Linked DNA regions of Homo sapiens: region 1 is linked to region 2. Evidence: read pairs that join two places in POLR2A ChIA-PET (ENCODE). Cell type or tissue: PC-3. All regions are shown on one strand. Links, peaks and the distances in the headings refer to the core of each region. The heading gives the core; the rest is flanking DNA. Region 1 holds the start of GJC1 (gap junction protein gamma 1). Region 2 overlaps NMT1 (N-myristoyltransferase 1).

Region 1 (15,188 bases), core at 2,426-10,425, 250 kb after region 2:
AGTTGTGTCTGGGGCACTTGAAGGGTAAGGAGTGGAGTAACAGGAACAGGCAGTGGAAGTTTCTAGATAATATGGCTAGGCTGAGGCCGCTTCCTGGTGGAGGCTGTCTGTAACACCCCCACCCCCCACCCCCCACCCTTTTATAAACAGGCATTGAGTTCCAAGGACCTCCTAGCATTTGTCCAAGGACAGCCCCAAGGGCCACAGGCCTGAAGCCAGAAAGTACCTTTGGTATCCAATAATCTTTCTGAGAAGACTTCACATATTTTTTAATTTAATTTTTTTTTTTTTCTGAGACAGAGTCTCACTCTGTCGCCCAGGCTGGAGTGCAGTGGTGCTCACTGCAACCTCCACCTCCCGGCTTCAAGCAATTCTCCTGCCTCAGCCTCCCGAGTAGCTGGGACTACCCAGCTAGTTTTTGTCTTTTTGGGTAGAGACGGTCACCATGTTGGCCAGTGTGGTCTTGAACTCCTGATCTCAGGTGATCCACCCGGCTTGGCCTCCCAAAGTGCTGGGATTACAGGCATGAGCCACCACACCTGGCCAAAAGAACTTTTTTGACAACAAAAAAATCTGGTTCAGTCAACATCCCTGTGGGCAGGGGCAGGGAGAAGCAGTATAATGTGTCCCACAGGTTAACTGAAACTGCTGGGATTAGTGGAGAGGGAGGGTGGTGTTTCCCACTAATACCTCTCTCCCATTAGCAGGAGTAATCAATAACTTCTCTCTCTTTTTTTTTTTTTTTTTTTTTTGAGATAGAGTCTCACACTGTCACCCAGGCGGGAGTGCAGTGGCGTGATCTCAGCTCACTGCAACCTCCGCCTCCTGGGTTCACGTGATTCTCCTGCTTCAGCCTTCCAAGTAGCTGGGATTACAGGTGCATACCACCACACCCAGCTAATTTTTTTCAATTTTTAGCAGAGATGGGGTTTCACTATATTGGACAGACTGGTCTCGAACTCCTGACCTCGTGATCCACCAACCTCCGCCTCCCAGAGTGCTGGGATTACAGGCATGAGGCACCGCGCCTGGCAAGACTAATCAATAACTTCTTTAACAGTTCTTACTATCCAGCCAGTCTGGGGCAGGCAGGACTCCCCTGTTCCCAACAAGCAGCATTCTCAAAACTTTTTCTGGGCCGGGCTCAGTGGCTCATGAGCGCCTGTTATCCTAGCACTTTGGGAAGCTGAGGCGGGTGGATTGCCTGAGCTCAGGAGTTCGAGACCAGCCTGGAGAACAGTGAAACCCCATCTCTACTAAAAATACAAAAAATTAGCCAAGCGTGGCAGTGTGCGCCTGTAATCCCAGCTACTCAGGAGTCTGAGGCAGGAGAATCGCTTGAACCCAGGAGGCAGAGGTTGCAGTGAGCCGAGATCCACCATTGCACTCCAGACTGGGTGACACAGTGAGACTCCATCTCAAAAAAAAAAAAAAATTTACCTCTCTGGGCCTCTTTCCATCTTTCAAGACAGAAGAATCTGCTCTGAGTTTACCAGCCAAGTGGGGACCCTGGAAAGTGTGTAATGGAAATAGTGACACATTGCAGCCTTCAGATTGACCCTACTGTTCCCAAACCACAGAGCCCCAGGGCGACTCTCAAGTTCTCAAATTGGGTTTTGATCCTTTCCTGCCTGAGCCCCATGTGGATTAAAAGTGATGTGGTTCTCATAGCACCCAGCTGTACCACTCTCTGCCAAAGGCTGGAAATGAGATCCATTTCCCTGTTTGAAACTTACAGCTTTTTTCCCCTTCCCTCCAGCAGTGGTCTTTCTTCTTCTAGGGATGGTGAGCCTTCATTCACTTATTCACTCAGCATATACTTCCTAAGTACCTACAATTTGCTGGCCTCTGTTCCAGGAGCTGGGACACAGTGCCCCTGCCTTCGGGGAGCTCACGTTGTAGCAGACACCCTGGTTTGCTCCATATCCTGGCGAATGCCTGGGCCCAAGAGCCTCTACCCTGGAATTCTGACCTCAGTTTCCCCACCAGTAATGGGATTAAAGGAAATCACTAGCTGCCAAGGTGGTAGAGGAGAGAAAGAAGTCTTGACTAGAAGACAAGAGCCTTAGGTTATATTTTAGGTTTTGGGGTTTTTTGGGGGTTTTTTGTTTGTTTGTTTGTTTGTTTTTGAGACAGGGCCTTGCTCTGCTCTGTTGCCTAGGCTAGAGTACAGCCCCAGGCTAGAGTGCAGCCTCAACTTCCTGTGCTCAAACGATCCTCCCAAGTAGTTGGGACTACAGGTGCAGGCCACAAAACCTGTTCATTTTTACATTTTTTGTAGAGACAGGGTTTCACTAAGTTGCCCAGGCTGGTCTCAAACTCCTGGGCTTAAGCAATCCTCCCACTTTGGCCTCCCGAAGTGCTGAGATTATAAGCGTGAGCCACCGTGGCCAGCCTACTTGTTTTTTAAAGTATCTACAAGTGGCCGGACATGGTGGCTCACGCCTGTAATCCCAACACTTTGGGAGGCTGAGGCGGGTGGATCACCTGAGGTCAGGAGTTCGAAACCAGCCTGGCCAACATGGCGAAATCCTGTCTCTACTAAAAATACAAAATTAGTGGGCGTGGTGGCTCGTGCCTGTAATCCCAGATGTTAGGGAGGCTGAGGCAGGAGAATCGCTTAAACCCAGAAGGTGGAGGTTGCAGTGAGCTGCGATCACGCTATTGCACTCCAGCCTGGGCAACAAGAGCAAAACTCCGTCTCAAAACAAAAAAAGAAACGTTGCTCTATCAGAAGGGAGACAGAGCTGCAGGCTTGGTGGCTTGGTAATAAGGTAACAAATTAGAAAGTAGATGTATTGCCCGGTGCGGTGGCTCACGCCTGTAATCCCAGCAATTTGGGAGGCCAAGGTGGGCGGATCATGAGGTCAGGAGATCGAGACCATCCTGGCTAACACGGTGAAACCCCATCTCTACTAAAAATACAAAAAATTAGCCAGGCATGGTGGCGGGCACCTGTAGTCCCAGCTACTCCCGAGGCTGAGGCAGGAGAATGGCATGAACCCGGGAGACGGAGCTTGCAATGAGCCGAGATCGCGCCACTGCACTCCAGCCTGGGCAAGAGAGTGAGACTCCGTCTCAAAAAAAAAAAAAAAAGGAAAGTAAATGAATGTATTGTTCCCAATCTCTAGGAAGAAAGAATACGCAATGCATTTTGGGAGGGGGAGGCAGGAGGATTGACTGAGCTCAGGAGTTCGAGACCAGCCTGGGCAACATAGGGATACCTTGTCTCTACTAAAAATAAAAAAAATTAGCCCGGCATGGTGGCGCATGCCTGTAGTTCCAGCTACTCGGAAGGCTGAGGTGGGAGGATCATTTGAGCCTAGGCAGTTGAGGCTGTGGTGAGCTGTGATCACGCTGCTGCAACCAGCCTGGGCAACAGAGTGAGACCCTGTCTCAAAGAAAACAAAAAGTAAAAGAAAAAAAAAATAGGCAACAATAAAAGATGGGGAGTTTTCCCTTCCAGATTCATTCATGAATCTATGGGAAAATAATACCTAATGAACATTTGTATATATAAAAATACATTTATATATTTATAGTTTTATATATATATATATACACACACACACACACACACATATATATATATAATCAAATGTTTTAATACCATTTTAAAGGTTTTTTTTGAGACAGTCTCCCTCTCTTGCCAGGCTAGAGTGCAGTGGTGTGATCTCGGCTCGCTGCAACCAACCTCTGCCTCCTGGGTTCAAGCCATTTTCCTGCCTCAGCCTCCCAAGTAGCTGAGACTACAGGCATGCACCACCATGCCTGACTAACTTTTTTGTATTTTTAGTAGACAGGGTTTTGCTGTGTTGGCCAGGCTGGTCTTGAACTCCTGAGCTCATGTGATACACCCGCCTTGGCCTCCCAAAGTGCTGGGATTATAGGCATGAGCCACTGTGCCTGACCTTAAAGGTTTTTTTTTTATTGAGACGGAGTCTCGCTCTGCCACCCAGGCTGGCTCACTGCAAGCTCCACCTCCCGGGTTCACGCCATTCTCTTGCCTCAGCCTCCCCAGTAGCTGGGACTACAGGCGTCCGCCACCACACTCGGCTAATTTTTTTTGTATTTTTAGTAGAGACAGGGTTTCACCGTGTTAGCCAGGATGGTCTCAATCTCCTGACCTTGTGATCTGCCTACCTCGGCCTCCCAAAGTGCTGGGATTACAGTCATGAGCCACCACGTCCGGCCTAAAGGTTTTCATTTGTCTTAATATGCCACAGAAAAGCACACCATCAAAAGTATGCAGCTCAGCCAGGCGTGGTGGCTCATGCGTGTGATCCCAGCACTTTGGGAGGGGGGGCAGCGGTGGGGCAGGGGGAAGATCACTTCTGGCCAACATGGTGAAACCCTGTATTTACTAAAAATACAAAAATTAGCCGGGTGTGGTGGCACACACCTGTAATCAAGCTACTCAGGAGGCTAAGACAGGAGAATCAGTTGAACCCGGGAGATGGAGGTTGCAGTGATCCGAGATGGTGCCACTGCACTCCAGCCTGGGTGACAGAGTGAGACTCTGTCTCAAGAAAACAAACAGGCCAGGCTCGGTGGCTCATGCCTGTAATCCCATCACTCTGAGAGGCTGAGGCAGGTGGATCACCTGAGGTCAGGAGTTTGAGACCATCCTGGCCAACATGGTGAAACCTCGTCTACTAACAATACAAAAATTAGTCAGGTGTGGTGGTGCGCACCTGTAGCCCCCAGCTACTCAGGAGCCCGAAGCAGGATAATAGCTTGAACCTGGGAGGCGGAGGTTGCAGTGAGCTGAGATTGCGCCATTGCACTCCAACCTGGGCGATAGAATGAGAATCCATCTCAAAAAAAAAAAAAAAAAAAAGAAGAAGAAAAAGAAAACAAATCAACCAAGTATGCAGGTCAGTGTACTAACTGAACACACCTGTGTATTCAGCGCCCAGCTCAAGAACAGTGAACTGCCTGAAGAGTTCATCTTGCCCGCTACCCAGAAAAGCTGATGCACTGCAAACAGCAGGTTTTCCCAATAGAGAAAGAGTTTAATGAATGTAGAGGTGGCTACATGAGAGACTAGAGTTTATTACTCAAATCAGTCTCCCCCAAAATTCAGAGACTAGGGTTTTTTAAGGATAATTTGGCGGGCAGGGGGCTAGGGAGTGGGGAATGCTGATGGTTGGGTTGGGGATGAAATCATAGGGGGTTGAAGCTGTCTTCCATTCCTGGGTGGCATCCAGAACTAGTTGAGCCAGTTTACTGATCTGGGTGGCACCAGCTGGTGCCTCAGAATGCAGGATCTGAAAAAATATCTCATACCAATCTCAGGATTTTTTTTTTTTTGAGACAGGCTGTCACTCTATCACCCAGGCTGGAGTACAGTGTGTGATCATGGCTCACTGCAGCCTCAGCCTCCCTGGGCTTAGGAGATCCTCCCTGCTCTGCCTCCCAAGTATCTGGGACTACAGATGTGTGCCACCACGCCCAGCTACATCTTTTTTTTTTTTTTTTTTAGTAAAAACAGGGTTTCACCATATTGCCCAAGCTGGTCTCGAACTCCTGGGCCCATGTGCTCCACTCACCCTACCCTCTCAAAGCGTTGGGATTACAGTCGTGAGCCACCATGCTGGCCAATATCGGGTTTTATAATAGTAATGTCATCCATAGGAGCAAAGGAGCAATTGGAGAGGTTAGGAATCTTTTTTTTTTTTTTTTTGAGACAGAGTCTCACTCTGTCACCCAGGCTGGAGTGCAGTGGCGCCATCTTGGCTCACTGCAAGCTCCACCTCCCGGGTTCACGCCATTCTCCTGCCTCAGCCTCCCGAGTAGCTGGGACCACAAGCGCCCGCCACCACGCCCGGCTAATTTTTTGTATTTTTAGTAGAGACGGGGTTTCACCTTGTTAGTCAGGATGGTCTCGATCTCCTGACCTCGTGATCCACCCACCTCGGCCTCCCAAAGTTCTGGGATTACAGGCGTGAGCCACCGTGCCCGGCTGAGGTTAGGAATCTCATGGCCTCTGGCTGCATGACTCCTGAGCCCTAATTTCTAATTTTTTTTTTTTGTTTTGAGATGGAGTTTCACTCTTGTTGCCCAGGCTGGAGTGCAACGGTGCGGTCTCGGCTCACCGCAACCTCTGCCTCCCGGGTTCAATCGATTCTCCTGCCTCAGCCTCCCGGGTAGCTGGGATTATAGGCATGCGCCACCACGCCCAGCTAATTTTTTTGTATTTTCAGTAGAGGCAGGGTTTCTCCATGTTGGTCAGGCTGGTCTTGAACTCCTGACCTCAGGTGATCCGCCTGCCTCGGCCTCCCAAAGTGCTCCGATTACAGGTGTGAGCCACCGGCCTGGCCCCTAATTTCTAATCTTATAGCTGATTTGCTAGTTCTACAAAGGCAGTCTGGTCCCCAGGCAGAAGGGATTTATTTTGGGAAGGGACTCTTATCGTCTTTGTTTCCAAATTAAATTATAAAGTCAATTCCTCCCATGGAGAACTCAGCCTATTCCCAGGAATGAACAAGGGCAGCTTGGAGGTTAAAAGTAAGATGGAGTCGGTTAGGTCAGATCTCTTTCACTGTTGTAATTTTCCTGTGTCAGATTTTTCTTTTTGTTGTTGTTTTTTGAGACAGTCTCTCTCTGTTGCCCAGGCTAGAGTGCAGTGGCGAGATCTTTGCTTACTGCAACCTCCGCCTCCTGGGTTCAAGCAATTCTCGTGCCAAGTAGCTGGGATTGCAGGCATGTGCAACCACTCCCGGCTACTTCTTTTGTATTTTATTTTATTTTATTTTATTTATGTATTTATTTATTTAAGACAGAGTCTTGCTCTGTCACCCAGGCTGGAGTGCAATGGCGCAATCTTGGCTCACTGCAACCTCCACCTCCTGGGTTCAAGCAGTTCTCCTGCCTCAGCCTCCCGAGTAGCTGAGATTACAGGCATCCACCACCACGCCCGGCTAATTTTTTGTATTTTTAGTAGAGATGGGGTTTCACCATGTTGTCCAGGCTGGTCTCGAACTCCTGACCTTAGGTGATCCACCACCTCAGCCTCCCAAAATGCTTGGGATTACAGGCATGAGCCACCGTCCCCAGCCTGTGTCAGATTTTTCTCACTGTCATGATTTTTGCAAAGGCAGTTTCAACAGAACAAGGCCAGCCCCCCAAAAACCCCTCATGCTCCTTTCCAGTAACTATCCTGCCTGCCAAGTAACCACTATCCTTCCTTACTTCTCTCTTTCTTTTTTTTTTTTTTTTGAGACAGAGTCTTACTCTGTCACCCAGGCTGGAGTACAGTGGCGGGAGCTTGGCTCACTGCAACCTCTGCCTCCTGGGTTCAAGCAGTTCTCACAGACGCATGCCACCACACCCAGCTAATTTTTGTATTTTTAGTAGAGACAGAGTTTCACCATATTGGTCAGGCTGGTCTCGAACTCCTGACCTCAGGTGATCCACCTGCCTCATCCTCCCAAAATGCTGGGATTACAGGTGTGAGGCACTGTGCCCAGCCCACTATCCTTCTAATTTTTTTTTTGAGACCAAGTCTTGCTCTGTCCCCAGGCTGGAGTGCAGTGGCGCAATCTCGGCTCACTGCAACCTCCAACTCAGCCTCCCAAGTAGCAGGGATTACAGGCTCACACCACCACGCCCAGCTAATTTTTTGTATTTTTAGTAGAAATGGGGTTTCACCATGTTAGCCAGGCTGGTCTCAAACTTCTGACCTCAGGTGATCCACCTGCCTCACCCTCCCAAAGTGCTGGGATCATAGGCGTGAGCCACTGTGCCCAGCCCACTGGCCTTACTTCTTCTTTTTTTGAGACGGAGCCTTGCTCTATACCCAGGCTGGAGTGCAGTGGCACAATCTCCACTCACTGTAACCTCCAACTCCCTGGTTCAAGCAATTCTCGTCTCAGCCTCCGGAGTAGCTGGGATTACAGGCATGCGCCACCACGCCCAGCTAATTTTTGTATTTTTAGTAGAGACGGGGTTTAGTGCTGGGATTACAGGCGTGAGCCACTGCACCTTACTACTTCTTTTTTTTTTTTTTTTGAGTTTTGCTCTTGTTGCCCCAAGCTGCAGTGCAATGGCATGATCTCAGCTCACTGCAACCTCTGCCTCCCAGGTTCAAGCAATTCTCCTGCCTCAGCCTCCTGAGTAGCTGGGATTACAGGCATGCGCCACCACACCCATCTAATTTTTTGTATTTTTAGTAGAAATGGGTTTTCACCATGTTAGCCAGGCTGGTCTTGAACTCCTGACCTTAGGTGATCTGCTCCCCTCGGCCTCCCAGAGTGCTGGGATTACAGGCGTGAGCCACCGCGCCTGGCCAACTGTCCCTACTTCTAACGGCATGGATTAGTTTTGCTTGTTTTTTTTTTTTGTTGTTGTTGTTTTGTTTTTTTTTAAACGCGGTCTTGCTCTGTAACCCAGGCTGGAGTGCAGTGGTGCAGTGGTTCAGTGGCACAATCACAGCTCACTGCAGCCTCAACTTCCCCAGCTCAAGTGATCTTCCCACCTCACCACCTCAGCCTCTGGAGTAGCTGAGACTCCAGGCACATGCAACCATGCCTGGCTAATTTTTGTATTTTTTGTAGAGGTAAGGTTTTGCCATGTTGCTAAGGCTGGTCTTGAACTACTGAGCTCAAGTGATCCGCCCACCTTGGCCTCCCTAAGCGCTGGGATAACAGGCATGAGCCACAGCACCTGGCCAGTTTTGTCTGTTTTTGAAGTTTTTGTAAATGAAAACTTTTGTGAGATCCATCTTATGTGTAAATGTAGATTGTTCATTTTCATTGCAGCATAATGTACGTAACACAATTTAGCCATTCTACGGTTGACAGGCATTTTGGGTAGTTTCTAGTTTTTTGACTTATTATAAATAGTGCTGCTATGAATACTCTAGTACAAGTATTTTGGTGAACATTTGTACACATTTTCGTGGAATTGCCATGGAATTCCAAAGGCATAGTGTATTCATAGGTTCAGCTTTAGTAGTGTAGTGGCGGAAAGGTGTGACACCTTTCCTCATCCATCATAAGGATCACAGCTGACACTCCTATAACAAAACCCAGATTAACAAGAGAAGGGCATAACCAAGTTATTTAACCAAAGTTTTATGTAACACAAGAGACTTCGGAAATTAAGACCTCAAAGGGCCGAGTGCGGTGGCTCACACCTGTAATCCCAGCACTTTGGGAGGCCTAGGCGGGTGGATCACGAGGTCAGGAGTTCAAGACCAGCCTCACCAACATAGTGAAAACCAGTCTCTACTAAAAATACAAAAAAAATTAGCCGGGCGTGGTGGTGTGCGCCTGTAGTCCCAGCTGCTTGGGAGGCTGAGGCATGAGAATCAGTTGAACCTGGGAGGCGGAGGTTGCAGTGAGCCGAGATCATGCCACTGCACTCCAGCCTGGGTGATGGAGAGAGACCCGGTCTCTCTCTCTCTCTCTCTCACACACACACACACACACACACACACACACCCTCAATACCCTAGAACAATTGTTTTTATGCTTAGGTTCAATGCAGAATGGACAAGCAGAATGTGATCAGACAAAAGGGGTATGATCTAATTTAACAGACTGAGCGGGGAACCCAACAAGGCTTGTCGGTTCAAATTCTTCTTGGCTTCCCAGTGTAACATTCCTTCCTCCAGGGTATTCCTTCCTGGTTCCTCTGGAATGAGGGTCTTCAAGGGGGAGGAGAGAAGGGGGAGAGTGACCTTTCTGGTTTTATGGCTTGCTTTGGGGGAGAGGGGTTCTAGTTTCTATGACCCGCCTTGGGGAAGAGGAATTTTTATTTCTATGACTCGCTTCAGGGGAGAAAGGGGCGGGAGACAGGAGGGCAGGAGAAGGTCAGAGAGAGACTTTGCTTCTGAGGCCTTCCAATCTCCTTTAGTTCAAAGCACTCAGCACGCCAAAGCTCCATACTTTGGGATATTGTTTTCTTTCTTTCTTTTTTAAAGAGATGGGGTCTCGCTCTGTCTTCCAGGCTGGAGTGTAGTGGCATAATCATAGCCCACTGCAGTTTCCTGAGTAGCTGGGACTACAGCCACCACGCCCTGGGAAATCATTTTCTGAGCCTCAACAGTAGATATTGCCAGTTTTGCAAAGTCCGCTGGGCACGGTGGCTCATGTCTGTAATCCCAGCTCTTTGGGAGGCCAAGGCGGGCAGATCACTTGAGGTCAGGATTTGAGACCAGCCTGGCCAACATGGTGAAACCCCCTTTCTACTAAAAATACAAAAATTAGCCAGGCATGATGGCGGGCACCTGTATTCCCAGCTACTCCGGAGGCTGAGGTAGTAGAATCTTTTGAACCTGGGAGGCGGACATCGCAGTGAGCCGAGATCACCCCACTGCACTCCAGCGTGGGCGACAGAGTGAGACTCTGTTGCAAAAACAACAACAAAGTGATTTAGGCCAGGCACGGTGGCTCATGCCTGTAATCCCAGCACTTTGGGAGGCCGAGGCAGGCGGATCACAAGGTCAGGAGATCGAGACCATCCTGGCCAACATGGTGAAACCCTGTCTCTACTAAAAATACAAAAATTAGTTGGGCGTGGTTGCGTGCGCCTGTAGTCCCAGCTACTCGGGAGGCTGAGGCAGGAGAATTGCTTGAACCGGGGAGGTGGAGCTTGCAGTGAGCCTAGATGGCGCCCACTGCACTCCAGCCTGGCGACAGAGTGAGACTCTCCCTCAAAACAAAACAAAACAAAAAAGTTATTTGTACTAGTTTACAGTTGCAGGCTGTGAGAATTTTAATATTTTATTCAACAGGTACAATGATGTTGTTTCCTGTGTTATTTTAGTTACATGCTATTTATTATTTCCAGGTATTTTCAGAGTTTTCACCCTGGTCATTTTATTTTTTTCACTTATTTTTTTGAGACAGGGTCTCACTCTGTCGCTCAGGCTGGAGTGCAGTGGCGCTATCTCAGCTTACTGCAGCCTTGACCTCCCGGGCTCAAGCGATCCTCCCACCTCATGCTTGGAGTAGCTAGGATCACAGGTGCGCGTCACCACACCCGGCTAATTTTTGTATTTTTTGTAGAGATGGGGGTTTTGCCATATTGTCCAGGCTGGTCTGGAACCCCAGGGCTCAAGCAATCCGCCTGCCTAGGCCTCCCAAAGTGCTGGAATTACAGGCGTGAGCCACCGCGCCCATCCCACACTTGTCATTTTAAATACATCTGTAGAGAGGCAATGTGATAAGGCGTGGGGACAGACTACAGCAATCACAGGGAGAAGTACTTAAATGCTCCGAGGCCAAGCAGGTCATGAAATGATTTAAGCAGCTGAGTGGGGACATTGCCTACCCGGACAAGGTGACTCAAGAGGAGCTGCCATGTGAAAAGAGAAGCTCAAAGTAAGCAGCTTTTGACTTTTTAGGGAGGCCAGAAATCTGGATTTTAATATTTTGGTAACTAATTCATATTTTTGGAAAACATACTGGCCACACAAAACTGGTCAGTGCATTAGATGCCTAGCCTTCAAGATTTCCACTCTGGGGCTACCCCTTAGGGCTTGGCTTTGGGTGGGGGAGTTTGACTTGCAGCAAGTAACCTCACTTGTTAGCGCTTAATTTCCCCTCTGGTCAAAAGGGCAAAATAATAAAAGCCTGTCCATCGGCATTCTGATGCTCAGATGAGATCATTCCAGAGGTCGCCCATCTCTTTACTGAGCCTTCCTTTATTACCCAAAGTCTTACTCTACTTAAAGCATTTGGAGAATTTTCGGTTTCCTACTGGGCATTTTAAAACTGGGGATTCCTATGCATGAAAATTTTTCCCAAGTCCTCTGAATGGGATCCTGCTGGGATGCAAAGAGTTAAGAGGAAATAGCCTATTAGGGTCTTGCTAATCCGAGAAGTTCAGGACCTGAAAAGTATCTAGAGCACTGCTAAGAGCCCCGACTCTAGCTAGATCCACGCAGGGCCCGCCAGATCCTCGAGGAATTGTAGAGCAGAACCTGGGAGGAGACATTAGCATCCCGTGCTACAATGGACCAAGGCCTCGGCGGAGCGCGCAGAAGACAACTCTGGGCCCGCTAAACCAACCCAGGATACCCAGGTAAGGCGAGAACCCACGGCGCCGTTAGCGGCCCGCTCAAACTGAGGCGCGGCTGGCGGGGGACTCTCGCCCGAAAATCAGCTTGGAAGAATGAACTGTCCGGAGCGAAGTCTGCGCCCACCCGGGGTCCAGACTCCACGCGGGTGACTCCCACGCGCGCCGCGCCTCCGCCGCGTCCCGGACTATCCGAGAGAGCGGCGAGGACTCGACCGCGGAAAGTTGGCGCTCGCGTCGCTTCCCGCGCGTTCTGGGGCGCCCCCCTCCCACTCGAGCGCCACGTGCCGCGCGCCCCCCGCTCCCGGGCCGCGGCGGGACGCCCCCGCCCCCACCGCAGCGCGCAGTGCGCAGGCGCCTTCCCGCGGGTCGCGGCGGCGGGAGCGGGAGGCGGCGGCGGCGGCGGCAGCGGCGGGAGCGGCTTCTGCCTCGGCTGGAGACTGAGGCGAAGGCGGCAGCGGCGGAGGAGGTGGAGGAGAGGCGAGGGTGAAGGCGATGGCGACGCGGGGCACATGAGGCCGCGACCGGCGGGACGGGCCGAGGCCCGGCGGAGGAGGCGGCTCCGGGGGAACCCGCCGCCGGGTGAGGGGCGGCCGCAGGGCCGGCTGAGGAGAAGCGGGCCAGGGGCGGGGTCCCAGGGGGAGGCGGGAGAACTCTTGGGGAGCCCGGGGAGGGGCCGAGGAGAACCTCCGGAGGTCCGGGGAGGAGCGCGGCCAGAGCGGGAGAAGGAGGGGGGCGCCGCCGAGGGGTTCCCGCCGAGTCCGGAGGGGCGTCGCCGGCCCGCGTCCTGCCACTGTCCCCGGCGCACCCTCCCTCTTTGTCCCCAGGCGCGCGGCTCCCAAATCGGGAGGGAAACGGCTCGGGGGTGTCCTGGGCCGCGGAGGTGTCGGGCGACGGTCGGGGAGCCCGGACAGAAGCGGCGCGCACTCGGCGGCGCCCCGGCGGTGCCGACAACTACCCGGGCGGTTAGGGGCGCAGGGCGGAGCCGGGCCGCCCCTCGCCGCCCGGGCTCTTCGCGGGCTGCTCTTTGTCTCCCCGACCTCGATCCCTGCGTCTCCGGCGGCGTGCGGGCTCGTCTGAGGCTTCCCGCATCTCCCCGCTGGAACTCCTGCCTCCCGGGGGTTAGAGGAGGGTTCGTTCGAGGGCTGGAAGCGGGAAAGCGGGGCGGAAGGACTGGGCTCATCGCCTCCTGATTAACTCGTTGTCTTTACTTAAAATGACTTTTCCCCCACTTTGTCAAACTTGAGAACTGTTTTGTGTGTGTGTGTGTTTCCTTAAGTCTCTAGCTTCAAAATTAAGAGTAGGCGCTACCGCTGTGATTGTGGGCAGTTGTGTGGTTGGCGGCTGCGTTTGGAGCTCTGAGTTGAAAAGATGTACGTGAATGTATGGTTTAGATTTTGTTCTTTTTTTTGCGATTGTCTGATTGGGAGTACTTTTCCTTTGCGAAATGGGCGAATTTGGTTTTCTTTTTGTTCATTGAGAACTGGCAGTGATACCGATTTCATTATGCTCATGCTTAATTTTGTTAGCATCAAGACGATGTGAAATCGAGTAAGTTAAGTTTGAATAAGTTCAGGCTGAGGGTCATCTTGTATGCCTGATAAGTCTAAATTTGTTATATGTTTGTGTCGTGTATACGTTCAAGTGAATATATGTGAAAGCGCTATAAAAAATCAAACTACATAAATGAAAGGGATTTTAATTTCCTGATAAGCAGGAAACAGCATATCTCCAGTACTTTAATATCTGTAGAAAAATGCGTTAATAATGTCATTTAGGAATAAAATATTTCTCTCCCTAGAGAGGGTTTAGGTATTATTCAGAGTAAAAGAGCAAAAAAATTTCAACCTCAGAGGGTATGGAAAAAAACAGAAAAATACCCTTACTTCCAGAGCTCCTGATTAAAATATTGTGAGTTGTGGGTTAAGTTTACTGATTTAAAAAAAACTTAGCATAGAGTTGTATCACTGCAGTTGCTTTGAATGTCTTAAGTACTGTGTAATGTCAGAATTAAACACGAACTAACTTTTCTGGGTAGAAGGTAAAAAGCTCCAATAAACAGATCTTAGTTTTCCCCAGATTTTTGTGCCCAGAGTGCTGTAGGCAAAGGGCATATTGAAGAGATACATAGAAGTTGTATGGAAGGTCTGTTAATATTTGTCCTGATTTGTAATGGCTTAATATTATTTACTACTTAAACTGTTGTGCATTTTTCCAAAGCATTTCAAACAACCTCTTCAAAAGCCAGCACTTTTAACTTTTGAGGTTGTGTGACTTAAGAATTGTTTTCTACCAGAAACAGTTCTCTTAAAAAGTTCTACCACAGTTCTCTTAAAAAGGAGCAAAGGACCTGGTAATTTTCTCTGTAATCAATTCATGCAGGTAAAATTGAGTTTTAGCCTTTAATCCAGAGGACTTAATTAACATATCTCCAGCATAACAATCTTACTTATAAATGCTGTTATCCTTTGTCAATTAAATTTTATTCTTATATTTGTATAAGTCAGCCAAAGGGAAGGAATGCAGGGTTGTGTTTCTGATTAGTCCACTTCCCCCCAGGTCCAGGCTTGCCTATCAATTGAGTAATGAGGATCTTAGAATACAGGATATATAATTTAAATCCAGAGCATCGTTCTCTTAACAAATGCTTAGTGTTTGTTCCATGCCTAATTCAATGCAAAGTGATGAGTTCCAAAAAATATTGCTTTATTTGTTGTATGTTCACATTTCAAAATTGGTGAGGTGTGTTCTTTTTTCTTTTTCCTTTTCCTTTTTTTTTTGAGATGGAGTCTTGCTCTGTCGCCCAGGCTAGAGTGCAGTGGCTGGGACTACAGGTACCCGCCACCACGCCTGGCTAATTTTTTTTTGTAGTTTTAGCAGAGATGGGGTTTCACCATGTTAGCCATGATGGTCCCGATCTCCTGACCTTGTGATCCTCCCGCCTCGGCCTCCCAGAGTGCTGGGATTACAGGCGTGAGCCACCGTGCCCGGCCATCCTTTTTTTTTTCAAAGACATTGCTATGATGCCCAGGCTGTCATAGTACACTGCAGCCTCAAATTCCTGGGCTCAAGCCATCCTCCTGCCTCAGCCTCCTGAGTATACCCAGCTAATTTCTTTTTTCTCCTCCTTTCCTGTCCTGTCCTGTCCTTCCTTCCTATAG
Region 2 (15,188 bases), core at 4,428-12,427:
CGCCCTCTCCATGCTCCCCATCTGGCTCCTGCAGGCACCAAGTGCCCGCCTTACCAGATACGCCAGAGGTGGGATGCTAAGGGCGGAGCTGTGACTCACAGTGGCACATGCTCCTCAACTACAGTGCAGACACCCGCATTTTTGGGGCCTTACAGGAAGACAGTTTTACCTGCAGGTGCCAACGGGCTTTGGTAGTACCACCCCGGCAGTGTAAACTGCTTGGAAGATGCCCTCCAGGTGAACCCGCCTGGTGATCTCTCGGATCAGAACTGGAGCAACCCTCTTGGAACGCAGCTTCTTGTGGACACACAGGAAGTTGATCTCTACCATCTTCTTCTCTCTAAGAGGGGGAAAAATCCAGGTGACAAGGTTTTTAACAGGGAAGGGAATGGTGATCCCATCAAGCACGTGCAGCCACACCTAGAAGGACCAGGTCTGCAGCACGGGTGTACTTTTAGCTGCCACCTGCACTCAGTACTGGGACTCCCCACCACACTCCACCAGGCAAGGAGCCTGCCTCACTTCAACAGAATCTATTTCCAAAGGAAGGTGGGACCCAAGCAAACACCTTTATTTGAAGGTACCACCAGCATCTCCCTGATGAGTCCCTAGGAGTTGGCTGGGGAATCCCACCTTTAGCATGCAGGGAAGCAGCACAGGGAACCCACGGGGCAGGTCAAGGCAATTCTAGGGTTTCAAGGGTTCTGATTCCCTCAAGAACACAGCTGGTAATAAGCCCTGAAGACTGTGGCAGGCAGATGGTTTCAACACTTCCAGGGAAAATGAAGAGCAGAGATCACAGGCCCCAAGGACTATCTGAATCTGGGTCACACTCGCTCTGGCCCATTTCTGCTGCTGTTCAAGTGCTTCCATGTGTGACTGGTACAGGCGTTCAAAAATGAGCCTCTGATTAGCCAGGTGTGGTGGCGCATGCCTGTAATCCCAGCTACTTGGGAGGCTGAGGCAGGAGAATCGTTTGAACCCTGGAGGTGGAGCTTGCAGTGAACCAAGATCGCACCACTGCACTCCAGCCCGGGCAACAGAGTGAGACTAAGAAAAGCCTCTGGCCAGGCACAATGGCTCACGTCTATATTCCCAACACTCTTGGGAGGCAGAGGTGAGTGGATCACTTGAGCTCAGGAGTTTGAGACTAGCGTGGGCAACATAGCAAGACCTTGCCTCTATAAAATGTAAAAAATAATAAACAAAAACAAAAACAAGCCTCTGCTGAGCAGGCACACCAGGCCTCAGGGTGGGCTCCTTCCAACCTGGGCCACAAACAAGGGAGCTGGCTGGGACTCTGAGCAGAACAGGTGGTTCCTAGGATGAATCTGCAGTCCCCGCACCTGGGCATCCTCCCTTCCTGAGACCTTCCCTCTTCCTTTCATGGGGCACATTGTGCAGCCTTTTTCTACTCTCTCCCAGACCAAGCAGGATGGCGGTGTTGTGGGGGGTGGGGGTAGGTGCAGGTGCTTACGTGTCATAGATATGGATGTTTGCTGGGATGGCGCTAATGAACCCAACCAATTTCCGACTTGAGACCACTCGAACCCCACAGTGCCACTGGGGGAGCCAGCCGGGTGGCCGGAGAGCCCTGGAAAAGAGAGGCTGGGGTGGTTGTGCTGCTTGCCGGCAGGCTGGACAAGCCGCTTGGGCTCCACAGCCAAATTTGGTTCGGACCTGGTGCTACCACCTCCCTGAGGGTTAATAGCTGGATTCTCTTTAGGGCCAAGCCCTCCTGGACACACAGAATCGAGCCATCACCATTTCTGGCTGCTCATCCCATTTGGCCTAGTTACTCATCCAACCCAAGGTTATCATACTGAGGATTTCATGCCTGATCCAATTTCTGTGTTCACTTTGACAGCTTGAACCAAGGTACTGGCATCTTTGGTTCGGAGGCCAGTGGGTCCCATGGTTGAGAGCTGACTGTGGCAACCCTGGAGCTCTGGTGTCCTGTCTCCCTCTTTCTGGTACAAATTCTTCCTTCCCTTTCAGGTAGTCCCTCTCCATTTCGGCCCATGCCTCTCTCTTCCTGGATATTAAACGTGGCCTGGGCAGGTGGATGGCTCAGCCAGGCAAGGCTATACAACTGAGCATGCTCAGGAACTAGATAGAAAATGTGCCTTCTTTTCTTTCAGTCTTAGTAGGTCTCATGCCCGTTCCTTTCTTATATAAAGTCACCAGACAATGAATACCTCTTCCCTGGGTACTAGCTCTACGAAGGTCTCCCTCACCCAGTCAATTGTCTTAAACAAGGCTGCAATTCTAAGTGCTAATGAAAGCAAGTGTCCTTCAGATGCAGGAACTCAAAAATGACACACTAATTTGCCATTCAAAGGTTGGCCCCTGGCAGGGATGAAAACTCTGGTGCCCTCTGGTGGATCTGCTCTATGCCTTCCTCTCAAGAACCTCAAGAAAGCCCCCACAACTTACCACAAAAGAAACTCCGGGGAATAATCAAATCGGAACATGTTGTCATCATCTTCCACATAGTTCTCATTCAGGAGGGTGTACAGTTCTTTTAGCTGTAAAGAAATAAGCAGCTCACTTGGAGGTATTCTGCCAGGTAGTAGACCAACTCCAATACCCTGGGGCTCTAGGCTTTTCAGAAGGATGAAGCAAACTACCAAAAACGACGTGGAGTCTCACAAATCCTTCTGCCCCCTGGCATGGTAGGAACTCTTGGAGCAAACACCCTAGTTATAGTAGAAAACTGAGCCATCACGTGGTAGAGTGGCAGACCGAGAATGCCACCTAACTAACCAACCACTTCATCATTCTGCGCCATCAACAATGGAGAGCCACTGGTCTCAACTTCTGTGAAGTGCTATAGAGGGACGACTCTCGAAGCTAGTCAAGGAATTACCACGGAGAGTCACTGCTGTTTCCCACCTTGTCTGATTTTTTACCATCTGGCCCAAACAAAGGCCTTTTTTCCTTTCTTTTCAAGATAGAGTCTCACTCTGTTACCCAGGCTGGAGTGCACTGGTGTGATCATGGCTCACTGCAGCCTCCAACTCCTGGTTTCAAGCGATCCTCCTACTTCAGCCTCCTGGGTAGCTGAGACTACTGGGGCATACTACCATGTCCGGCTAATTATTAAATTTTTTTCTTTTGTAGCGGGGGCAGTCTCACTATATTGACCCGGCTGATTGATTTTGAACTCCTGGGCTCAATCGATCTTCCCACCTTAGACTCCCAAATTGTTGGAATTACAGGTGTGAGCCACCACACCCAACCACAAAGGCCTTTTTCTGCCTTCTCAGCTATCTCCATCTGCTGGCCCAACTTTGGTATTAAAAAATTCTGTTGGCCCGGTGTGGTGGCTCAAGCCTGTAATCCCAGCACTTTGGGAGGCTGAGGTGGGCGGATCACCTGAGGTCAGAAGTTTAAGACCAGCCTGGCCAATGTGGTGAAACCCCATCTCTACTAAAAAATAAAAAAATTAGCCTGGCGTGGTGACAGACACCTGTAATCCCAGCCACTGGGGAGGCTGAGGCAGGAGAATTGCTTGAACACAGGAGGTGGACGTTGCAGTGAGCCAAGATTGTGCCATTGCACTCCAGTCTGAGCAACAGAGCAAGACTCCATCTCAAAAAAAAAAAAAAGACTGGGCGCAGTGGCTCATGCCTGTAATCCCAGCACTTTGGGAGGCCGAGATGGGTGGATCATGAGGTCAGGAGTTCGAGACCAGACTGGCCAACACAGTGAAACCCCATCTCTACTAAAAATACAAAAATTATCCATGCATGGTGACAGATGGTTGTAATCTCAGCTACCTGGGAGGCTGAGGCAGGAGAATCACTTGAACCTGGAAGGTGGAGGTTGGGGTAAGCCAAGATCGCGCCACTGCACTCCAGCCTGGGCAACAGAACCAGACTCTGTCTCAAAAAAAAAAAAAAAAGCCAGGCCTAGTGGCTCATTGCCTGTAATCCCAGCACTTTGGGAGGCCAAGATGGGCAGATCACCTGAGGTCAGGAGTTCGAAACCAGCCTGGCCAACATGGTGAAACACCATCTTTTCTAAAAATATAAAAATTAGCTGGGCGTGGTGGCACTCACCTGTAATCCCAGCTACTCGGGAGGCTGAGGCAGGAGAATCGCTTGAACCCAGGAGGCAGAGACTGCAGTGAACTGAGATGGTGTCACTGCACTCCAGCCTGGGCAACAGAGCGAGACTCCATCTCAAAAAAAAAAAAAATTCTGTTGACTTTTTTTTTTTTTTGAGACAAAGAGTCTCGCACTGTCACCTGGGCTGGAGTGCAATGGTGAGATCTCAGTTCACTACAACATCCCCCTCCCAGGTTCACGAGATTCTCCTGCCTCAGCCTCCTGAGTAGCTGGGATACAGGCGTACACCACCACACCTGGCTAATTTTTTGTATTTTTAGTAGAAATGGGGTTTTATTATGTTGGTCAGACTGGTCTCAAACTCCTGACCTCATGATCCGCCTGCCTCAGCCTCCCAAAACGGTGGGATTACAGGTGTGAGCCACCACGCCCGGCGACATTTTCATCATTCTTTATAAGGGAAATAAATCCCTCAGGTCAAAACAAGGGGCTCTGGGTGGCCGGGGTGGAAAGGGGAGGACAGGGCCTCATTTAGCAGCCCCAGCTGCTCCAGTCAGGAGACAGACTAGAAAGAAAATGAGGAAATGAATGAACAAAAAAGAATAAATGAAAAACAGGTATCCACATCGGGGACCTACAGAGGTTAACTTCCAACCTGCCAGAAAAGCTAAGAGCTATTTATGTGGAGTCTTGGCCATGCCCCAGGAAGTTACAGACGGGAGTCTGTTCAGACCTCCTTGGCTCAGCTCTCTAGGGCTCGAGTAAACGTAGTCTAGGTGAGACTGCAGGGCTTACTGTGAAAGTGGCTCCTACCCGCAGGTGTAACCTTCTGAGGGCCCACTCACCACACCACGATCGCCCAGGTCCAAAGCATCCCAGGTGAAGCCCTGGGGCAGGGTGTAGGGCTCCTGGCGGATATTGTCCTTGTCAGGCTCCACGGGGCCATGGGTGTTCACCACTTCGCCTGAAAGAAGAGCACAGCTGTGAGCCTCACCCTTTGCCCCCTCGGGGCAGTAAAGGGCTCAGTTCAAAACTCAACCAGAGCAAATTCCTCCTGTCCCTAGGAGCCCTCTATCTGAAGAACATTCTGTGCTTGGCAACTGCAAACCGTCTTTCCAGCTACCCTTAGCCCCTAACTGAGGGCCAATTCATGGCAAAACCTCAGGACAATCACTGGGATCCAAGGTGGTTCGTGTTTTGGAAATCCATTTAAATCTCCCTTGGGTCACTGAATGACAAACATTTATCTTTAGTAATTTGGCTTCCTGCCTCCTGGTTGGTGTAAAGAGTGCTGTCAGGGCCCTGGCCCAGGCCCATCAGTCTGGATGGGTTTGTAAGGAGTCACAACAAGGCTGCTTTTGTGTCAACAGCAACAACAATGTACTGGGCCCATTTCTGAACCAGATGATGGCTTCTAGGCGCCAGGCTCAATCGTGGCCCTGCCAGCCTTGGCTTTCAGCAGCGTGAGCCAGTTAACTGCTACTGCCAACTCAGGCCCTCAGTGTTTAGAGTCCTGCAAGTGCCTTTGGGCTGAATCACCAAGTCTACATAGTGCTGCCGGGAAGTCACCCTGACACAACATCCCCTCCCTGAGCAGGATAGGCCCCTCCTCTGTGGGAGCATGTGGGGAGTGCTCCAAAGACACAGCCCTCATTCCTATCCAGAGCTCAATCGGACTCATATATGCTGAGAGATTCACCACTGAATTCTGGCCCTTGGGATGATTTCGGTTCTACAATGGGCTCACTCATGTTTACACTGGGAAGAATGCAATGTTTAGTGCATTTTGGAAAATGGAGTCTTCAAAAGGGACCAACCCAGTAACAGTGTTCCTAGCAAAGGGCTCTGTATAGACTAGGCACTCAATTCATGCTTTTACTGACTTTCAGACTCCTGATCCCAAATATTTTTTTTTTCTTTTCTTTTCTTTTTTTTTTTTTTGAGACAGTCTCATTCTGTCGCCCAGGTTGGAGTACAGTGGTGCGATCTTGGCTCACTGCAACCTTCACCTCCCTGGTTCAAGCAATTCTCCTGCCTCAGACTCCCGAGTGGCTGGAATTACAGGTGTCCGCCACCACGCTGGCTAATTTTGGTGTTTTGTTTTTTTTTTTTCAGTAGAGATGGAGTTTCACCATGTTGGCCAGGCTGGTTTCAAACCCCTGGCCTCAAGTGATCCACCCGCCTCGGCCTCCCAAAGTCCAAACATTTCATTCTAACATGTAACAGGAAGCTCTAGACCTTCCCAGAATGATAATCTGTGGGGCAAGTGTGGTGGAAAGGGCTGCATCAGGCTGCAGCACACGACACCACCGCTGGCACTGATCATCTCACCCTCTTCCATCAGACACATTACTGAGCACCAACCGTGCACCAGTGACTCAGTGACCATGCCAGCCCCTAGTGTACAGCAGGAAAAAGGACCAAGTCCCTGTCCTCATGAGACATACCATCTTCTGGGGAAATAGTAAATAAATGAGTCATTATCCACGTGCTGCAGGTCAGGATCTGGAAAGTGCAGGGACACACAACAGGGAAGCAGCCTGCTCTGTTGGTAATCAGGCTTCCCAACAGGTTTGCTTGGGAGAGAGGTCATATTTTTCTTCCCTAGTTAGGAAACTCATGACTGGCGAGATGGGGTCTTGCTCTGTTGCCCAGGCTGGAATGCAGTGGCGTAACCTTGGTTCACTACAGCCTCGACCTCCTAGGCCCAAACGATCCTCCCATCTCAGCCTCTCGAGTGGTTGGGACTATAGGCATGCGCCACTACGCCTGGCTAATTTTATTTTTCATAGAGATGAGGTCTCACTGTTGCCCAGGCTGGTCTCAAACTCCTAGACTCAAGTGATCCTCCTGCCTTGGCCTCCCAAAATGCTGGGATTATAGCATGAGCCACGGCGCCCAGCCAAAACCCACCATTTGATTATTCATAAAGTAGCTCTTGTGAATTTAAGTCAATCCGCTTCCAACTGACAGCTATGTATATTAAAAAAACATTTTTGAGCCTACAAAACTGAGGGCCAGACCCTCTAGTCTTATCTAGGTGCTAATTTCCCAACTTGTATTGAATTTATACCTTTTCCTATACACTTCAGAACCTTCTTTTTTTCCCCCTGAATTATTTCCATGGCCAAGAATACTGATGGTCTTCCCTATTGTACTAAAATAACCTCAAGGCTAAATCTTCTCATTTAGGCTGGCTACTAGGTCCTACACGCAACAGGCACTTCCATTCACTCACTCCTTCACCAAGTGTTCACTGAATCCTAGAATGTGCCAGTTCTGTGGCAGGGGCTGGCGAATGAAACAGACACAGGTCCTCACCATCATGGACACCAAAGAGATGAGCAAGGATGCACATGCCACCCGGCATGGTGAGGGCCAGTAAGAATGAAGTACAGGGTGCTATGGGACGTGTGTGTGTGTGTGTGTGTGTGTGTGTGTGTGTGTGTGTGTGTGTGTGTCAGGAAAGACCTCTCAGAGGAAATATCTAACGACAAGACCTCAAGGATAATTAGGAATCAGCCAGGCTGCAGGTGGACTATGTGGGGCAGGGTGGGTGTGAAAAAGTAGAGCTACAGGAAACACTGAAAAGGGAGCAGCCACTTTTACTAGACTCCCACTGTGGAGTGCCCTCGATGCCAAGAAGCAGCCCAAGGCTCCTGTGCTGTCCTCGGTGTGGTGCCAGCATCATGGCCTCTGCTTGTCCTGCTCTGTGGGGAGCAGCCTGCCTTCTCCCTTACAATGGCCTTTGAGTACCTCCTGCTGAGCAGGGGTGGAAGGCTGCTCTGCAGAGCACAGCAAGAATGCAGCTGATTCTCTCAAGGCCAACATGAACCAATAAATGACTAAGGATGACACTTCGAACTTGCTTTAAAAGAATCTGGAAGTTTAAAGAAAACCCTGAGCTTTCAATGGGTTTCTTTCTGCACACTCTTCCCTCAAAATTCTCTCCATGACATCAAACATCAGAGACCCAAAACTAAGCAATGCGGTGCAACTGTGAAGGACTTCGGAGAAATGAGAATGTCTGAGATGCGGAAAACATTAAACCAAACAAAGGCCAAGGAGAGGAAAAAGAGAGGGGAAGCTTCTCTCTGGGACCCATGGAAACCAGGTGAGTGCACATCCTCCCTTTGATAGTGACTTTTTAAAACAGAGTGGCCACACTGCATTCCACTGACCAAAGACAGAAAAGGATACTGCTTCCGTTGACATGAGTGGGAAAGGGGTGACTTTAAAAAGAAGAACGACATGATCTCGAGTGGGGGATCAAAAGTTCATCTGCGGCTCTTACAGTTGTTACACAGACTAAAACACTTCTGCTAAGAAGGCCTTTCATTTTTATTTATTTATTTTTTAATCTTTGAGACAGGGACTCGCTTTGTCACCCAGGCTAGAGTGCAGTGGCACGATCATGGCTCACTACAGCCTCGACCTCCAGGACTCAAACGATCCTCCCACCTCAGTCTCCTGAGAAACTGGGACCATAGGCATGTGCTACCATGTCTGGCTAATTTTTAAATTTTTTTGTAGAGACGAGGTCTTTCCCTGTTGTCCAGGCTGGTCTTGAGCTGCTGGGCTCAAGCAATCCTCCTGCCTTGGCCTCCCAAAGTGCTGGGATTACAGGCATTGAGCCACTACACCCGGCCTAAGAAGGCCTTTCCATGGTAAACCTAGGATAATTTTAAGCTTCTAAAGAATTGCAGGTCTCAGTCAGGTGCAGTGGCTCACGCCTATAATCCCAGCACTTTGGGAGGCTAAGACAGGAGGACAGCTTGAGCCTAGGAGTTTGAGACCAGCCTGGTCAACATAGTGAAACCATGTCTCCACAAAAAATTTAAAAATTAGCCAGGCATGTGGCAGGCACCTGTAGTCCCAGCTACTCAGGAGGCTAAGGTGGGAGGATTGCTTGAGCCCAGGAGATCAAGGCTGCAGTGAGCCATGATCATACCACTGCACTCCAGCCTGGGCAGCAGAGCGAGATCCTGTCTCAAGAAAATAAAAGAGAGGGCCGGGTGCGGTAGCTCATGCCTGTAATCCTAGCACTTTGGGAGGCCAAGGCACGTGGATCACGAGGTCAGGAGTTCAAGACCAGCCTGGCCAAGATGGTGAAACCCTGTCTCTACTAAAAATACAAAAATTAGCCGGGCGTGGTGGTGGGCACCTGTAATCCCAACTACTCGGGAGGCTGAGGCAGAGAACTGCTTGAACCTGGGAGGCAGAGGTTGCAGTGAGCCGAGAAAACGCCACTGCACTCCAGCCTGGGCGACAGAGTGAGACTCTGTCTCATAAATAAATAAATAAATCAGAGAGACTTGTAGGTTTCTTTAGTGGAATACCATCTAATTAAAACTCTCCCAAGAAGGTGGAGAGTACTGTAAAAACACAGTGCAGCTGATATGCACGAGATTTATAATCATTAGTCCTCCAATTAAGTGAAAAAAAAATTAGGGCAAGAAGCTGTAGGTACCACCACCCCTGAGAAAACTCAGAACTAGGGTGACGCCTCAGCCATGCAGGCTAACACGCCTGCCAAGGTGGCACTTTTTACAGGCTGACACAAACACAGGAATCTAACTGGGGCTTGACTGACCCTGGACCTCAAAGGCAGACTAGTCAGATGCTCAGGGTGACTGCTCTTCCATGGAGTCCGACACCACACACTGCACAGAAGGCAAAGCCAGAAGAAATAAAACCAGACCTTGTTCCTCCTTCCTCAAAGTGTCAGGGCCCGTATGAGCAACTGTGTGGTTTTCTCTTGAGCTTTCTGAGAACTAAACTGAAGCACTTTCTACATTTACAGGTGAAAGGAAAACAAAGTATGCTGGGCTGAAGAGGAACAGAAGCAAATTAATCCCAAGCTGCCTCTTTTTTTTTTTTTTTAAATTCATTTTTGAGATGCATTCTTGCTCTGCTGCCCAGGCTGGAGTGCAGTGGTGCGATCTCAGCTTACTGCAACCTCTGTCTCCTAGGTTCAAGTGATTCTCCCACCTCAGACTCTCAAGTAGCTGGGATCACAGGCCCATGCCACCAGCCCAGCTAGTTTTTGTATTTTTAGTAGAGACGAGGTTTTACCATGTTGGCCAGGCTGGTCTCGAACTCCTGACCTCAGGTCATCCGCCTGCCTCGACCTCCCAAAGTGCTGGGATTACAGGCGTGAGCCACTGCGCCCAGCCTCAATCTGCCTCTTTCCCAAGTGCCACTATCTGTGAAGAATGTAGCAAGGTTACTCATTTGCAAATTCCTCAGGAAAAATAAAATCAAACCAAAACTCCAAAATGCCATCTGAAAACAGAGCCAAGATACATGGCAGCCACCACACAACACCTCATCAGGGATTTCATTCAGAGGTGAGATGTGTGGCTCTCTGCATCTTTCCTGCTCCTCAGCGAGAAACTGGTCACTGGGACCCTACCCTGTGGCCCAAAGCCTTGCTGGAGGGCTTAGCCAGTGGGCCTGGGACCTGGCCGATGAGGGCAGCCAAACACACACGGTGATGGGGGAATCAGCACCCCTCTTGTCCACCTGGGCAGTGCTCTGCTCTCCCTCACCCGTGGGGATGCACCTCCTCAGCTTGCTTCTATTGTGACCAAGCTTCTAAGAACTGCATCCGCTCTAGAGCAGAGCTTCTCAAACTTTCAAAGTGGACAGAAATCCTCTGGCAGTTCTGATTCTGCAGCTTTGGGGTGGGGCCCGACAAACTGCATTTCTACTAGCAATTAGGCAATGCCCATCCTGCAGGTCTGCAGGCCTCATGGATTAGCTGCTCCCAACCTCTGCAGCAAACAAATCTCCTTGGGCACAGCTGCCTTCCTCACCTCACCAGTCTTTAGCCCTACCCTGTCTGGCCCTGCCCCACCCTCCTCCTCTGCACCGAACATACTAGTGAAGTCTCATTGTGTTTCTGGAGGGGAGCAGTAATGTGGACAAGCTGAAAGTCATTTACATTTGGTGTTGGAATATGTTTTTTTCAACATACTTACTTTCCCAGTCACAAAGAAAACAGGAACTAGGCCACCAATGGGTCCAGAATCATGTTACAACCACTTCAGAAACTTTGTCAGCTGAGTCCTGAAGTCAGCCATCAAGGTTGGCTTGGCTCAGTCTTGGCAGGCACGTCTAACAGGATCCAGTCCCTTCCAGAATCCTTTTAGATATTCTGCCTATTCCACCCCTTTAGCAATTCATTATAGCTTTTTTAAGGGGTGCTAATGAAATCTATATATAGTATTCCTGTTGTTGAACCATCACTGCTAAGCAAAATCTCAAACCACTTTGCATTTAGTAAGCATGCATTGGCTAGGAGACAAAGGGGAAGAGGCTGGGGACTTTGCCCATTCCAGGAATAAACATGTGCCCAGACAAACAAGACAAAGTCTCTATAAACCTAAGTGGAAAAAAGACCTCTGGGCAGACATTCCCACTCTTCATGTGCCAATAGTTTTGTTTTGTTTTTTTTTTGGGTTTTTTGGTTTGTTCGTTTTTTGAGTTGGGGGTCTCACTCCTGTCACATAGGCTGGAGTGCGGTGGCGTGATCTCAGCTCACTGCCGCCTTGACCTCCCAGGTTCAAGTGATCTTCCCACCTCAGCCTCCTGAGTAGCTGGGACTACAGGTGCATGTCACTATGCCTGGCTATTTTTTTTTTTTTTACTTTTTGTGGAAACAAGGTCTATGTTGCCCAGGCTGGTCTCGAACTTTTGGGCTCAAACAATCCTCCCACCTCGGCCTCCCAAAGTGCTGAGATTATAGGTGTGAGCCAGTGCTGTTGGCAAGAATCATTATTTGTTCTCAAGGTGTGCTGCTATAAAATGGTAAGGTCTCTGAATGATAGTCTTTATGCTGCATTTTTAAAAACCACCCTCTGAAAACAACTACCAAGGAACTCCAGGACTCTACTGCCCTCCCTACAGTAATTCAGCATGAAACCCTCATGAAGGCACAGCTGAGGCAGATCCCTCGCCCCTGACCTGGCAAAGAAAGCAAGCATGTACATACCCAGCTTGGGGACGGGCTGCGTATCCCAGAACTGGTAGCTTCGCTTGCTAGCCTCCTCCATGGTTTTGGCAGGTCCCTGACCCACTGAGAACAGCTCAATGGCCTTCTGTATTTCCTGGATCCTCTCTGCTGGCAAAGAGTTCATCTGGACAAGACAAAGTTGGGGAGAAAAAAGGCCCATTATGTTAGTAAGACTTTTGATTAATTATGAGTTCAAGAGTTAAGGGGAGCTGGGTGCAGTGGCTCATGCCTGTAATCCCAACATTTTGGGAGGCCAAGGCGGGCAGATCACTTGAGGTTAGGAGTTCGAGACCCACCTGACCAACATGGTGAAACCCTGTCTCTACTAAAAATACAAAAATTAGCCAGGCGTGGTGGCGGGCACCTGTAATCCTAGCTATTTTGGGAGGCTGAGGCAGGAGAATCACTTGAACCTGGGAGGCAGAGGATGCAGTGAACCGAGATGGCGCCATTGCACTCCAGCCTGGGCGACAAAGCTAGACTCCGTCTCAAAAAAAAAAAAAAAAAGAGTGCTGGGCGCAGTGGCTCATGCCTGTAATCCCAGCACTTTGGGAGGCCGAGGGAGGTGGATTGCCTGAGCTCAGGAGTTCAAGACCAGCCTGGGCAACATGGTGAAACCCTGTCTCTACTAAAATACAAAAAATTAGCCAGGCATGGCGGCGTGTCCCTGTAATCCCAGCTACTCAGGAGGCTGAGACACGAGAATTGCTTGAACCTGGGAGGCAGATGTTGCAGTAAGCTAAGATCACACCACTGCACTCCAGCCTGGGTGACAGAGCAAGAATCCATCTCAAAAAAGAAAAAAAAAAAAAGAGTTAAAGGGTACAATTCAAAGAAGGGGTTTGGTTCCTCTGTCCTAATCCCAGAGGTCATTACAACCAGAGAAAAAGTGGTTGACAATGAGCTATATGATGGGTGGGTGCTGCCCGCAGGGTTTCTCCCCTTATTAGTCTTATGTTGTTTGATGGCAAAAGTAATACATGCTCAATGTAAATTTCAAACAATGCAGAAATGTGTAAGACACATAGAAAGTAAACACCCACAATCCCATCCCCCAAATATAATCTTTGTGATCAATAGTCTTCACTTGGGAAGGTGAGAAGAGGCAAATATAATTCCAGACTTTTTTGCATACAAGTTCCAAATGCACACACACTTTTCAAAAACTAAAATTGGATCATATAATATTATCGTACAAACTGCTCTTTAAAGACTGTCTTAGAGACCTTTCCAGGTGAAAACACCTGGACCTACCCATTCTACCAAGTCCACTGTATGTATGGACCACAGTATATTTAGCCAGCCCCCTACTCATGGGCATTTTGGTGATTTTGTTCTTTAGTAATACAACAATGTTGCAGTGAATTTCTTTTTTTTTTGAGACAGGGTCTCGCTCTGTTGCCCAGGCTGGAGTGCAGTGGCACAATCATGGCTTACTGCGGCTTCAACCTCATGGGCTGAAGGGATTCTCCCACTTCAGCCTCTTGAGTAGCTGGAACTATAGGCGTGTGCCACCAGGCCCAGGTAATTTTTTTGTTTGTTTTTTTGTCGAGACGGGGTCTCACTATGTTGCCTGGGCTGGCCTCGAACTCCTGGGCTCAAGCGATCTGCCCAACTCAGCCTCCCAAAATGCTGGGATTACAGGCCACCACACCCAGCATAAATTTTCTTATACATCTATTTTTACCCACTGGGATATATATTTCTGTAGGATGAAGTTAAGAAAGAGGCCTGCTGGGTCAAAAGGTATGCACTTTTGAAATGATTTATCATCAATTTGCTCTCTAAAAAGAGACTATCAGTAATCCAACGAACAGTGTATGAGAGTAGCTCCTGACCCTCACCATTAGATTTACCAAGCCTCAGCTGAGCTTGGTGGCTCACACCTGTAATCCCAGCACTTTGGGAGGCTGAGGCGGGAGGACTGCTTAAGCCCAGGAGTTCAAGGCCAGCCTGGGCAATATAGTGAGACCCCTGTCCCTATTAAAAAAAAAAAAGTGGCCGGGCGCGGTGGCTCACGCCTGTAATCCTAGCACTTTGGGAGGTCGAGGCGGGTGGATCACGAGGTCAGGAGATCGAGACCATCCTGGCTAACACAGTGAAACCCCGTCCCTACTAAAAATACAAAAAATTAGCCAGTGTGGTCACGGGCGGCTGTAGTCCCAGCTACTCGGGAGGCTGAGGCAGGAGAATGGCGTGAACCCAGGAGGTGGAGCTGGCAGTGAGCCAAGACTGCGCCACTGCACTCTAGCCTGGGCGACAGAGCGAGACTCCGTCTCGCAAAAAAAAAAAAAAGTTTACCAAGCCTTAATCTATGCCAATCTAAGAGAAATAATTATTGCTTTAATGGTCATTTCTTCCATTATGACTTTAACCATCTTATTATTTACTGATTACACATTTTTTCTTTCTGAACTGCCTATTCATTCAATTATTTTAAACTAATACATATGTTGCAAATATTTTCCCAGATTATTGTTTATCTTTTGACTTCTACAAAGTTTTAAATTTGTCAATTTCTGTTTTATGGCTTCTGGGTCCTATGTCAGACTTAGATTAATAAAACTACATACATTTTCTTCTAATATTTTTATTTAGTTTTCTGTTTTTCACTTAGATTATAAAGGAAAGAAAGAATATAAACCAGTATGTTCATATTGCTTAGGCCTGGGAAGTGGCATTTTAATTTTCTTCCCCTTGCAGTTTATTAAATAAATTCTCGGCCATGTGTGATGGCTCACTCCTGTAATCTCAGCAATTTAGGAGGCCATGGCAGGCAGATCTCTTGAGCCTGAGTTAGAGATCAACCTGAGTAATGCAGGGAGACCCCATGTCTACAAATAATAAAAAAATTAGCTGGGTGTCGTGGTGCACACCTGTAGTCCTGGCTACTCGGGAGGCTGAGGTGGGAAGATTGCTTGAGCCCAGGAGGTTGAGGCTGCGGTCAGCCATGTTCGTACTTCTGCACTCCAACCTGAATGACAGAGTCTCAAAAATAAATTAAATGAATAAAAAGGGAAGACCCCTACCTACCTTGTAGGGATGGTGATGGTTTGGAGCTAATTTAAATGAAGTGCAACATGGTATTAAATAATAAT

The links. ChIA-PET counts read pairs that join two places held together with the same protein. Peaks named below come from ENCODE experiments on the same cell type or tissue, not always from the same donor. Only the 100,000 strongest peaks of a DNase experiment are listed, where the experiment ranks them.
Region 1: POLR2A ChIA-PET joins it to region 2 with 13 read pairs; 3 of 35 experiments call an interaction of 5 or more read pairs at or near these places.

Annotation. Positions count from the first base shown.
Region 1 is chr17:44,827,483-44,842,670 of GRCh38, reverse strand. GJC1 (gap junction protein gamma 1) reads left to right here and starts at 12,384. Exons shown (of 3, transcript NM_005497.4): 1 at 12,384-12,609. RefSeq lists enhancers at 10,779-11,752, 11,753-12,726 and a silencer at 12,782-13,071. In PC-3, for the core only: no CTCF peak of the experiment used is centred there; no DNase peak of the experiment used is centred there.
Region 2 is chr17:45,083,534-45,098,721 of GRCh38, reverse strand. NMT1 (N-myristoyltransferase 1) reads right to left here. Exons shown (of 12, transcript NM_021079.5): 3 at 12,070-12,214; 4 at 4,919-5,037; 5 at 2,437-2,528; 6 at 1,478-1,594; 7 at 170-340. Among named protein-coding and RNA genes, the nearest start is that of MIR6784, 23 kb to the left of the region's middle. RefSeq lists enhancers at 1-93, 94-594, 7,497-7,998. In PC-3, for the core only: no CTCF peak of the experiment used is centred there; a DNase peak (open chromatin) is centred at 5,631; H3K27ac peaks cover 2,298 bases.